2 separate regions of the Homo sapiens genome follow, and region 2 is linked to region 1. The links are chromatin contacts, found by Hi-C or POLR2A ChIA-PET in ENCODE. All regions are on one chromosome and are shown on one strand. The core of a region is the stretch at or near the end of the contact, and the rest is flanking DNA. Distances in the headings are between cores, read along the strand shown. Region 1 holds the start of PEX11A (peroxisomal biogenesis factor 11 alpha). Region 2 holds the start of MESP2 (mesoderm posterior bHLH transcription factor 2).

Region 1 (6,365 bases), core at 2,236-4,735:
TACCATCTATGTGACAGGACACAAACTCAAACCAGAACCAAATGAAAAGTCCACAGTTTAAAGATTGTTTAATTTTTTATAAACGAAAGGACCAAATACACATCAGTACATAAATTAGTATAAATATGTTTTCATAGTTGTCTTTCAAAACTTATTCGTATTTTACATAAAATACAGGCAGAATCCTGCTTAATAATACTATATATTTAATAAAGTGATTATTGTCATGCTTACAAATAACAATGACTTACTAATATAAATGTAGGAGAAATTTTACATCACATAGTCACACATCCAAATCCATTTGGCAATCTACTAATAAAGTAGGTGCCTGGTTCCTACTGTCTTGTAAGTGCATTTGAATCCCTTTATGCTATAAATATTATTCTCAATAAAAATGCGGTACATTTTCATTTTCTAAAATAGTGAACTTGTTACTAGGAATGAAATAAAAAGAGAAGACTGGAATCATAAACAATCGCTTTCTCTTTTTTAAGTGTCCTTCCTGGTTACAGGACTGGTCATGTCAATGATTCTGCCTTTCTGAGCTTTGGTCTAATAATAAGGATCAGGCCAACAGTAAGACATTACTTTTATTTATTTATTTTTGAAGTGAACATAAACTCGATTTTATTGTCTTCATAATAAAACAAAAGATGATACTTAGAACTGGATCACTTGGCCCTTTCTCTTCTTATCTCCTCCCAGTTCAAAATGCTGGCATCTTTTAATAGCCAGGATTCTCTTAGATCTTCACTGGGCTCAACACACTCAAGCTTTAGCACAAACTTCTTGGTAGTTTTAGACTTTTTCTGGAAAATCGGCTTAGTCTGCCCACCACAGCCACTCTGCTTCCTGTCATAATGCTGCTTTCCCTGGGCATACAGAGAATCCTTGCTCTTCTTGTACTATGTCACTTTGTGGGGTTGGTGCTTGCCACACTTCTTACAGTCTGACAGGTTTTAGGAATGTTCACCGTGTTTGCATGAGCATTATTGGCACAGAAAGCAAGGTATTATTTTATGAATGCCAGTGTGGTCATAAAGGTTATACAGATCATCAAGGAGGTTGGGAAATGAATGCTAGAGATCTCAGATCTTTTGGAATAAACATATCTTAAATTATTATTATTATTATTTTTCGAGACAGAGTCTCGCTCTGTTGCCCAGGCTGGAGGGTAGTGGTGCGTTCTTGGCTCTCTGCAAACTCCGCCTCCCGGATTCAAGCGATTCTCCTGCCTCAGCCTCCTGAGTAGCTGGGATTACAGGCATGTGCCATCACGCCCAGCTAATTTTTGCATATTTAGTAGAGATGGGGTTTCACCATGTTGGCCAGGCTGGTCCCGAACTCCTGACCTCATGATCTGCCCACCTCAGCCTCCCAAAGTGCTGGGACTACAGGTGTGAGTCACTGAACCCGGCCTAAATGATGATGATTATTATTTTTAATGTTTTTATTTTTTTTTTAGAAGGAGTCTCGCTCTGTTGCCCAGGCTGGAGTGCAGTGGCGTGATCTTGGCTCACTGCAAGCTTTGCCTCCTGGGCTCATGCCATTCTCCTGCCTCAGCCTCCTGAGTAGCTGGGACTGCAGGCGCCCACCACAACGCCCAGCTAATTTTTGTATTTTTAGTAGAGACAGGGTTTCACCATGTTAGCCAGGATGGTCTCGATCTCCTGACTTTGTGATCCGCCCACCTCAGCCTCCCAAAGTGCTGGGATTACAGGTGTAAGCCACTGCACCCGGCCTAAATGATTATTTTTTTAACCAACTTCCTTGATAAACCCTGCAGGGTACATTCTAGGTACACTGGAATTACAGGTTTCTATTTAATGAAATTTCTATTTAATGAAGCTTGTATATAAAGTAACCATTTAAAAAACCTATCAAACTAATGAGAAAGCCAGTATAGCTTGGTAGTTAAGTGGGCACTGGAGTCATTTGCGTGGATGTGAATCCCTCAGTTCTGCCATTGTAGTACCTATTAACCTCTTTCTGCTTCAGTTTCTCCATCTGAAGTGGGTAAAATATTTAGAGTATCTACCTCATAGGGTTGTGATGAGGGTTATATAAGTTCATAGTTGCAAAACACTGGGAACAATAGCTGTCATAAAGATGGCTTCCAAAAGCCTCATTATTGGGGCCATTCTAATTGATCTGTTTGTATCAGCACTTGCACACCCAGAAGAGAATGCAGAGCTGTTAAATAAAACTGCAACTGTAAATATTTTTTCATTAAGCAAGAATCAACCAAATCTCTAAAACATCATGAACTAGTACTGTATTCGTATTAAAGATACAATCTCTCAGTTCTTTTCGTTTCTTATGGAACCAAAAGAAAAAGAGACACAATCTCTGTTTAATATTTTCAGTAGCACAGCATGAACCTTAGAGGTGCAGTTAGTTCTTTCTGAGCTTCTCCCCACTGTATTTCCCCCCAATCCAGTTGGTGTGGTCTCATCCCCGCTATATTTTGTTTTACAATTTACAAAACTATTCCACATGCAGTATCTCAATGATACAGCCTGGGTAATAATGGAAGAGAACTTCTGTCTCTCCTCAAACATTTCAAGAGGTATTTGAGACCGGGCGCGGTGGCTCGCACCTGTAATCCCAGCACTTTGGGAAGCCGAGGTGGACAGATCACCTGAGGTCAGGAGTTCGAGACCAGCCTGGCCAACATGGCGAAACCCCCGTCTCTACTAAAAATACAAAAAGTAGCCGGGCGTGGTAGTGCACGCCTGTAATCCCAGCTACTCAGGAGGCTGAGGCAGGAGAATCGCTTGAACCCGGGAGGCAGAGGTTGCAGTGGGCCGAGACCGCGCCACTGCCTGGGCGACAGAGCGAGACTCCGTCTCAAAAGAAAAAAAAAAGAGAGATATTTGAAGTCACACCAAGTGGTTTGCTTCCCTAGCCACAAATACTAATCCAAAGTTTCTCTTTAAAGGAGATCCCTCGGAAGAATGTTGAGTGGAGAGAACCAATCTTTCTGTGCCCGGAGAGCAAAGTTAGGAGGGGAGGAGGATCTGTCAGCCGGTGTCCCGTCGTCGGCGGTCTCGAGGCGGCTAGGGTGCCAGGCACTGGGGCTTTCGTGCACGGGGCTAGGACGGGACGCGGGTGCGTTGGGCCCACTCACGTTGAATTTAGGGTAAGGAGGGGCTCGGATACTAAACTCCCTCCGTAGGAGCTGGCAACGTCCTTCCTGCTTCCATCTACTAGGCTATCACCTCCTTTTTCCCGGGTGCAGGGGAATAGGCACGGGAGCCGAGTTAGGGCGAGAAAGGGGCGGAGGCCGCTGGCACCTGACTCACCTGAAGAGTCGGTCCCGGCCCTGGGTCTGGTTGGTGAAGCGGGTGAAGGCGTCCATGGCTTCTAGCCCAAAGGCCACGAGTCGCACGGGGCTCAGGCGTGGGTCCTCTGGGGCCCGTCGGATCCCCAGGGAACGGTCAGTCCCAGGTTATCCGCTGAGGGGGAGGGGCTGAGTCTCTCCGCCCCAGAGGGGGCGGGCACACTTTCTGTAGAGCAACTTCGCGGACTTCCGGTTCAAGCCGGAAGTTGTGGTTACCAAGGCGACGCAACGCCGCCCGGCCAGGTGAGCAAAACTGATCTTACCTTTGGATGCCGGGGCTCCCCTCGAGTCCCAGGACTCCCCTTTACCTGTAGAGTCTCCTAGAGGAAAGTCTGAGGGGGTCCGTCTCCCCAGACTCGGGCGTTTCCGGATGCCTGACGCCTCCCCGCAGATCTCAGGTTCTCAGGAACCCGGGGTGATATCCCGAATGGTCTCTCCAGCCTCAGAACTCCCCTGAGCTCTTGCTTGGGACGGTGGGGCCTAATCATTTCCCAGCGCCGTGCCTCTTTCCCTTGAGCTACACCAGCTCTATGTCTGGTGAAGGAAGTGGTTAGGTCAGAGATAAGCCAATTTCACAGTGTGAACCTAGCATGGGAGGCGGATGAAGTGAGAAAATGTTCTGCTTGGATTATTGAACATTGAAAGAAGATTGTTACCTGAGGAAATCCTAAAAGAGTCATTATGAGCAAAGTGAAGCAAAAATAGATTGCAATGAAATTGCACCGCTGAACATTCGTTCTGTGCGGCTTGAAGAAAAGGAGCCTTACCCACTCCGTGGCAGTAATTTTATAAAATGTACCCTCTATAACCACAAAATAAGGTCGGCCGGTGCTGTGGCTTACGCCTGTAATCCCAACACTTTGGGAGCCGAGGTGGGCGGATCACCTGCGATCAGGAGTTGGAGACCAGCCTGGCCAACAGGGTGAAACCCCGTCTCTACTAAAAATACAAAAAAAGTAGCCGGGCGTGGTGGTGGGCGCCTGTAATCCCAGCTACTCGGGAGGCTGAGGCAGGAGAATCGCTGGAACCCAGGAGGCGGAGGTGGCAGTGAGCCGAGATTGTGCCACTGCTTTCCAGCCTGGGCGACAGAGCGAGACGCTGTCTCAAAAAAATAAAATAAAATAAAATAAGGTGAACATTTTCGTAATCTTTATTCCCTTGGTCAGGCCAGCTCCTAACATTTGCAGGCCCTGGGTAAGAGTACAAATGGAGTCCAGCACACCGTATGTTTAAATATTTTAGTTATAAATCAAGCAACAAATTGTAAAGTAAAATATAGTCTGTTTTCCTACATTGACAAATAGACCCTCATAATGATGTAGAAGGCCAGGTTCATCTTCAGAATCCCTAGACTCCTTAGAATACCTGGAAACACAGCTGGAATATGGCAGTGTGGGGAGAAATGGCTCCCAGTCTTTTCCCACTTCCCTTTCTTTTCTGGTTTCTGGTGCCCACCTGCATTCCCTGCCAGGAGCCTTGTATACCATCCTGATACTCCAAGCCACATCCAACGTCTGCCCGTACCTCTGCAAGCAGCCATGCCTTTGCCACCTTTTCAGATCGAGGAGTGCTCACATTAGCAGCTGGGTCTGCCCTCAGGTGAAAGCTGAGAAGGGCTCATGCAGGCCATGGTGTCATTTGGGCAGTAAATTCCAGGGGTATTGGTACCCTGAACATGGTCTAGACTCCAGAAGAGGGAAACTAGGCTTTGGGTGAGCATATCTCCTTGGCCCCATGGGTTACTCATTTTTTGTAGAGGAAAGAGCCTCGAAGAGAGCCAGAAGTTTTCTCTAAATACGTGGCCCAGGTCAGGGCAATTCTGCAAGCAATGAGAATTTATTGAGTCCTGGCCATATACCAACCACTGTGCTAAACTCTAGTCGTAGGGTAATAGGTTAACAAGGAACACAGTAAACTGATAAGTACAACACAGAGATATGTTAGATGATAGAGGTGAGCACAGGGTGCTTCTAAACACAGATGTGTATCATCTGTTTTTTGTTTTTGTTTTTGAGACAGAGTTTTGCTCTTATTGCCCAGGCTGGAGTGCAATGGCGCAATGTCAGCTCACTGCACCCTTCGTCTCCCGGGTTCAAGCGATTCTCCTGCTTCAGCCTCCTGAGCTGGGATTACAGGCATGCGCCACCACGCATGGCTGATTTTTTATATTTTTAGTAGAGATGGTGTTTCACCATGCTGGTCAGGCTGGTCTGGAACTCCTGACCTCAGGTGATCCACCTACCTCGAGCTCCCAAAGTTCTGGGATTACAGGTGTGAGCCACCACGCCTGGCCTCATCTGTTTTTTATACCTACAATTCTGCCTTTTTCACAATATCATATAAATTGAATCATATAGTATGTAGCGTTTTCTTTTCTTTTCTGATTTATTTTACTTAGCATAATGCATTTGAGATTATCTATGTTGTGCACATCAGTAGTTTGTAATTTTTTATTCCACAATGTGAATGTATTATAATTCATTATCCATTCACCCACTGAAGTACATTTGTGTTGTCTCTAATTTGAAGCCATTATAAATAAAGCTGCTATAAATATTTAAGTACAGATTTTGATGTGAAACATAAGTTTTAATTTTCCTACTGTAATATGCAGGAATGTGATTGCTGAAACATATGGTATGTTTAACTTTGTAAGAAACTGCCAAACTGTTTTCCAAAGTGGCTATCCTATTTTGTATTACCACTGACAATGCGTGAGAGCTTATCTGTTTGCCTGTTGGTGGACATTGGGTTGTTTCCACTTTGGGGCTCCTACAAATAAAGTTGTAATGACTGTTCGTGTACAAGTCTTTGTATGGACATATGTTTTCAGTTCCCTTCTACCACTCCTAAGAGTGGAATGACTGGATATGATGGTAGATAATGTGTTTAACTGTCCTGCAGGGGACAGGCCTATGCAAACCTACCCCTAAAAGTCTGAGAAAGCTGAGAGGCCAAAGCAAGAGGCTGACATACCCAGTTTCTCAGAAACAAACATTTAATAAATAAATACAATTTA
Region 2 (6,365 bases), core at 2,162-4,661, 86 kb after region 1:
TGGTCTTGAACTCCTGGGCTCAAGCCAACCTCTCACCTCAGCCTTCCAAAGTGCTGGGATTATCCCCACTAAAAATTTGATCCATTATTTTTTTAAAGGGTGAGTCAGCAAAATATGTCCTGACATGGAATGCTCTGAAACATGCTGTTGAATGAAAAAAAAAAAAAAGAAAAAGAAAAAGAAAAGAAGAAAAACAAATTACAAGCTGACATTTACACATAACAATGTACATAATGTAACTGGAGGGTTACTGTGTGTTTGCTAAGGATACACGTTTATGTTAACCCACTGGCCAGGTCTGGAACTACACACACAGCCTAATAACAGCTGTTACCTTTTGGGGGTTTATGGGGTTGGTTAAAGAGACTCCAACTTTATCTGTAATGTTTCCATTTCTCACAGTGAAAGGTAGTAGTTACATAATTTGTGTAATTAAAAGTTAATTTTTGAAAATAGCCACGCCCTCCCTCAAAAAAAAAGAAAGAAACAAAAAAAAAGATTAGCCAGTCATAGTGGTATGCGCCTGTAGTCCCAGCTACTTGAGAGGCTGAGGCAGGAGGATCACTTGAACACAGTTTTAGGGTACAGTGAGCCAAGATTGCATCACTGCACTCCAGCCTGGGCAACAGAGTGAGACCCTGTCTCTAAAATTAAAATAAATGAAGCCTGGGCACAGTGGCTCACGCCTGTAATAACAGCATTTTGGGAGGCTGAGGCAGGCGATCACTTGAGGCCAGGAGTTCGAGACCAGCCTAGCCAACATGGCGAAACCCCATCTCTACTAAAAATACAAAAATTAGCCAGGCATGGTGGCGTGCACCTGTGGTCCCAGCTACTCAGGAGGCTGAAGCAGGAGGATTCCTTGAGCCTGGGAGGCGGAGGTTGCAGTGAGCTGTCACTGCACTCCAACCTGGGCGACAGACCCTGTCTCAAAAATAAAACAAATAATAAAATAAAATAAAATAAAATAAAATCAGCCACAAAAATATTACAAGGCAGCTGGGCCTGGTGGCTCATGCCTGTAATCCCAGCACTTTGGGAGGCTGAGGAGGGCAAATCACTTGAGCCCAGGAGTTCAAGACCAGCCTGGGTAAAACCCAACTCCACAAAAAATGATAATAATGATTAAATAATTACGAAGCCATTTGCTACTTCAGGCTGCTGCAGGTTAATCTCTTCTTGAACACCATTGTCATGTTGATCTTTAGTTAGTTATTAGCTAATGATTTTTAAAATTGTATCACCCTTCCGCTCAAAAGTCCCTATGGCTCCCAAAACCAACTCCTTAACCTGGCCCCAGCCCAGGTGTGCTCTGGCCTTCCACATCACCACCCCAGTGCCCTGCTCCTAAGGCATCTTGGAAGGTCCCAAGGCCAGGTCTTTGCTTATGCAGTTCCCATCCGGAAAGCACGGCACCTGCCTCTCTCCCTACTCAAATCCTACGCATGGTTCAAGGCCCAGCTATGACTTCTTCACCTCTGTGGCCAGAACCCTAATGTCCCTGGTCTTCTTTTGACTCTTAGCCTCAGGACTCAGCCCTTTCCCCAAGACCACACAGGACATTGACAATCTCCTTTAAACTGTAATTGTTGCTGAGAATATCATTTACTTTATAAATTTTACTATCTCAACTATCCCTTACACAATCCCATGTAGATACTATCATTATTCCTGTTTTACTGAGCAGAAGCTCAAGCTCAAACAGGTTAAGGGCTCTGCCTAAGGGCATACAGCTACTGTCATACAATGGCCTGTTCACTTTTCTTTCCCACAAGACTGAAATCTCATTAGAGCAGAGACCATGACTAGCTCATTCACCCTGTGTGCTCGACATTTACTGGTTGCTAAATATGAATTCGGCCAGGCGCAGTGGCTGACGCCTATAATCCCAGCACTTTGGGAGGCCAAGGCGGGTGGATCACTGGAGGTCAGGAGTTTAAGACCAGCCTGGCTAACATGGCAAAAACCAGTCTCTACTAAAAATACAACAATTAGCCAGACGTGATGGTGCATACCTGTAGTCCCACCTACTTGAGAGGCTGAGGCAGAAGAATCACTTGAACCCAGGAGGCAGAGGTTGCGGTGAGCTGAGATGGTGCCACTGCACTCCAGCCTGGACGATAGACCAAGTCTGTTTCAAAAACAAAAAAAAGAGAATAAATAAATAAATATGAATTAAATGAATAAAGTCCATTAGTGCCTTGAAATCTAAGTACTTTCCTTTTATTTTATTTATTTATTTATTTATTTACTTATTTATTTATTTTTGAGACGGAGTCTCGCACTCGCCCAGGCTGGAGTGCAGTGGCACGATCTCAGCTCACTGCAACCTCCGCCTCCCGGGTTCAAGCGATTCTCCTGCCTCAGCCTCCCGAGTAGCTGGGATTACAGGTGCCTGCCACCACACTCGGCTGGTTTTTGTATTTTTAGTAGAGACAGGGTTTCAGCATGTTGGCCAGGCTGGTCTCGAACTTATGACCTCAGGTGATCCATCCACCTCGGCCTCCCAAAGTGCTGGGATTACAGGCATCAGCCACCATGCCTGGCCAGTACCTTCTTTATAAAACGATCATGGCAAACCTTCAGCTCACTTGCCAGGGCCTAAGTGCTTTACAGGGATCGCTGTACTTAGTCCAGGAACCATCCTAGGCATAGGTATTTTGTATCACTATTGGTACCGATGAGGGAATCTGAGGCTCAGAGGAGCTAAATAACTTAACCAAGGTCACAGCCAATAAAGAGGCCGGCTTGGGGACCCATTTTCGCCGGTTTTCATCACCTAGGGTACCCAACTCCTCTTCCCCAACCTAATCTATTCCATTTCTCAAGAGTAGATACAGACCATGGGCAGTGAGATGCCTTTCTTGGTGTGTCACTCAACAAATCAGAAACTGTGGATTTTGGGGACCCCAGAAGGGCCCACCTGCACTTCTTCCTCAGCCACCATGGGCAGGGCCCTCCGGGCTTGTCTTGATGCCTTATTTAATACAACAGTAGGCACAGCGTCCTGGGCACAGACCTCCGGGAGGTTAGTGATGAGAGAGGCACCCACTCCTCACGGGGTCCCTGAGGCACCCACAGACCATGGCACTACCCGCCTCTGTTGGGCTCCCGGGCACTCACCGTGAGCAGTGGACGGGGCAGGGGCGTGGGTGGGAGCGTGGTGAGAAGCTTAGCAGCTCCATCCAGATGCGAATTGTCCCTCCCATACTTCCCGGGCTGCAGGGGCCTCCATTTAGAGCCCCCAAGGAGTCAGAATCCACACCTCCGCAAATGGGCCCGCTTTCCCAGGGGCCCCCTGCCCAGACTTTCCCTGGGCTCTGTGGGTTTTGACACCTCTCTGCAACCTGGCGGGGGGCCACCTCGCACCTTTGGTCAACATAAAAGCTCAGGCCTGGAGGTGGCCAACCCAGCCTCCCAGAGCCTGCAGCCCGGCCATGGCCCAGTCGCCTCCTCCGCAGAGCCTCCTCGGCCACGACCACTGGATCTTCGCCCAGGGCTGGGGCTGGGCCGGCCACTGGGACTCCACGTCCCCGGCCTCCTCCTCCGATTCGTCGGGTTCGTGCCCCTGCGACGGCGCCCGCGGACTCCCGCAGCCACAGCCTCCGAGCTGCAGCTCCCGAGCCGCAGAGGCAGCCGCGACGACGCCCAGACGAGCGCGCACCGGACCAGCGGGCGGACAGCGGCAGAGCGCCAGCGAGCGGGAGAAACTGCGCATGCGCACGCTGGCCCGCGCCCTGCACGAGTTGCGCCGCTTTCTGCCTCCCTCCTTGGCGCCGGCCGGCCAGAGCCTGACCAAGATCGAGACGCTGCGCCTGGCCATCCGCTACATCGGCCACCTATCGGCCGTGCTGGGTCTCAGCGAGGAGAGTCTGCAGTGCCGGCGCAGGCAGCGCGGGGACGCGGGGTCCCCTTGGGGCTGCCCGCTGTGCCCCGACCGTGGCCCCGCAGAGGCGCAGACGCAGGCGGAGGGGCAGGGGCAAGGGCAGGGGCAGGGGCAGGGGCAAGGGCAGGGGCAAGGACAGGGGCAAGGACAGGGGCAAGGGCAGGGGCGCAGGCCGGGCCTGGTCTCCGCCGTCCTCGCCGAGGCGTCCTGGGGATCCCCGTCCGCCTGCCCCGGAGCCCAAGCCGCACCCGAGCGCCTGGGGAGGGGGGTCCACGACACGGATCCCTGGGCAACACCCCCTTACTGCCCCAAGATACAGTCGCCCCCGTATTCGTCCCAAGGGACAACCTCCGACGCGTCTCTTTGGACGCCACCCCAAGGCTGTCCCTGGACGCAGTCGTCCCCAGAGCCCCGGAACCCACCAGTGCCCTGGACGGCGGCCCCAGCAACTTTGGAGCTGGCCGCAGTGTACCAGGTATGTGTGGAGGCCCTTGCTGTGTTCCCCAGCCTCCAGTCTGCAGAGAATCTCGTACTTTTTCGATCCCAGCTTATCTACTCCAGGATTATCTAACGGAGGGGAGAATGGAAGGAACCCCCGGCTCCGTGGGAGAAGAGATGGGACCCTGGGAAGTTAAGGCCATCTCCACAGTCACCACAAGCAGTCTTCACAGCCATGGGAAAGAGGGGGAGCCCGCCGACTTTCTCAGAGGGTGGAAAGTAGCAGGGTGGGCGTGCTGGCTTCAAGTGCTATTAAGACTGCAGTGGGGGAAGGAAGTCCCAGGGTAAGGGCAGCATTTCCTGAGTAGATGGGCCTAGAGCTGGTGATTTCAAGTTTTCTTCAAGATTCGTTCATTCATGAGGCTCATGAATGACTCATCGTCCATAAAAAATCATATTAACCAAAATTTGTTGAACACTTTCTATGTGCCCATCATCATTCTTGGCACCTTACATGTATTATTCAGCCCCAGTAATGACCCTAGGAAGTAGGTATTATCAGCATCTCTATTTTACAGGTGAGAAAACTGAGACTAAAAGAAGCTACCTGAGTTCTCATTACTAGTGAGTAGCAGAACTGGGATTTAAGCCTTAGCAGAGTGTCTCCCGAGCCAGTCCTCTTAACCACTTGGCTTTGCTGCATTCATGGCACCAGGGCTGTCCGGATGCTGCCAGCCATACCATGGCAACCAGCCAGATTCAAGATCTCTGGATATCAGGGAGTAGCCCACTAACCAGGCTGCTCTCATCTCTCTTGCAGGGTCTCTCTGTGTCTCCAGAGCCCTGTCTGTCGCTGGGAGCTCCATCTCTCCTGCCCCACCCATCATGCCAGAGACTGCAGCCTCAGACCCCCGGGAGGTGCTGGAGCCACAGTGCAGAGGTGGTGCCCAACTCAGAGGACCAGGGACCGGGCGCCGCCTTCCAGCTCAGTGAAGCAAGCCCTCCCCAGAGCTCAGGCCTGCGGTTCAGTGGCTGCCCTGAACTTTGGCAAGAAGATCTGGAGGGGGCCCGCCTGGGCATCTTCTACTAAATGGCCTCGGCTTCCCTCTTTCCATCCAGGAATCAGTCCTGTAGCTTGGGTGCCTCCTTATTTGTTAATTAGTGGCTTTTCATGTTCTCCTTTAGCCAAGGCTCCCTTTTTCCAAGTGATGTCTTTCAGGGAAGCAGTGTTTGAAATAGATAGCGGGTACCTTCCCTGGATGGAGTCAGGGCGGGGGCACTGTCCTCCACTGCTAGACACCCCCAGAATGCCTGGCGCTCTGCAGAGCACAGTCTGAGCTGCTCTAAGAAGGGGTCTCCTTTACCCTAAAGGCAGCTGGGCAGGGACAGGTGGGAGAATGGGTGTAGGAGGCAGGCCCCAGGCTCTGCTTCTTGGTGACAGTTGGCCAGAGCCCTGTATGCTTTGATTTTTTTGTACTTAAAAAGAAAAAACACACACACACAACAAAAATTTGGTTTGGCCTTGTTTTTTGTTCATCAACCTGGGTTTTTCTTGCCTCTGGAAAAGGAAACATGTTTTCCTTCTGTGGGGAACAAGTTCTGCTGCTCTTTCCTTCTCTAATCCAGGCCTGCCAAGGTTTGGGTGGGCCCTCATTTGTCAGTTTGACCATATTTATTGCACTGGAGCTCCAGGGCCAAAAGCTCCACCTGGCTTGCTGTGCAAGGTAGCACAGGTGGGCTAAGCTTGGGCCTGCCCACTTGCCTCAGCCACATCACCACTGCCCTTTTGTGTTCTTCGGGTGCATTCCTGGTGACTGCTGGGGTGGGTGCATGCAGCTGTGGACAGACAGACAGGAGCCCCAAATGGGGAGACCACAGTCCCAGAGACCTGTCATTTAGGGCTCTTTCACAATGACATGAAATTTTCTTCAAAGAATACTGGGAGTGGTTCCTACGTGCTAGGCCCAGTGTATTAGTTTGCGAGGGCTGCCATACTAGAATGCCACGGGCTGAGTGCAGTGGCTTACGCCTGTAATCCCAG

What was found. Hi-C counts contacts between places; a loop is a spot of excess contacts on that map. ChIA-PET counts read pairs that join two places held with the same protein, here RNA polymerase II (POLR2A). Pooled maps may share reads with other maps.
Region 2: a loop to region 1 is called in a pooled map, with 2.3 times the contacts of the local background. The contact joins the promoter of MESP2 here to the promoter of PEX11A in region 1. A Hi-C loop is called at or near these places in 1 of 168 maps with a recorded cell type or tissue (heart right ventricle) and 2 of 50 pooled maps. POLR2A ChIA-PET finds 5 or more read pairs at or near these places in 2 of 52 experiments (OCI-LY7 and WTC11).

What each region holds. Positions count from the first base shown.
Region 1 is chr15:89,687,269-89,693,633 of GRCh38, forward strand. It overlaps PEX11A (peroxisomal biogenesis factor 11 alpha), which reads right to left and starts at 3,486. Exons shown (of 3, transcript NM_003847.3): 1 at 3,309-3,486. The coding sequence starts at 3,364. WDR93 (WD repeat domain 93) reads left to right here and starts at 3,543. Exons shown (of 17, transcript NM_020212.2): 1 at 3,543-3,589. It also overlaps the pseudogene RPL36AP43. RefSeq lists an enhancer at 3,321-3,410.
Region 2 is chr15:89,772,921-89,779,285 of GRCh38, forward strand. MESP2 (mesoderm posterior bHLH transcription factor 2) reads left to right here and starts at 3,412. Exons shown (of 2, transcript NM_001039958.2): 1 at 3,412-4,361; 2 at 5,145-5,834. The coding sequence starts at 3,438. The coding sequence ends at 5,414. LOC124903550 (a long non-coding RNA gene) reads right to left here and starts at 3,689. Exons shown (of 2, transcript XR_007064751.1): 1 at 3,370-3,689; 2 at 1-2,131. RefSeq lists a silencer at 3,676-3,835.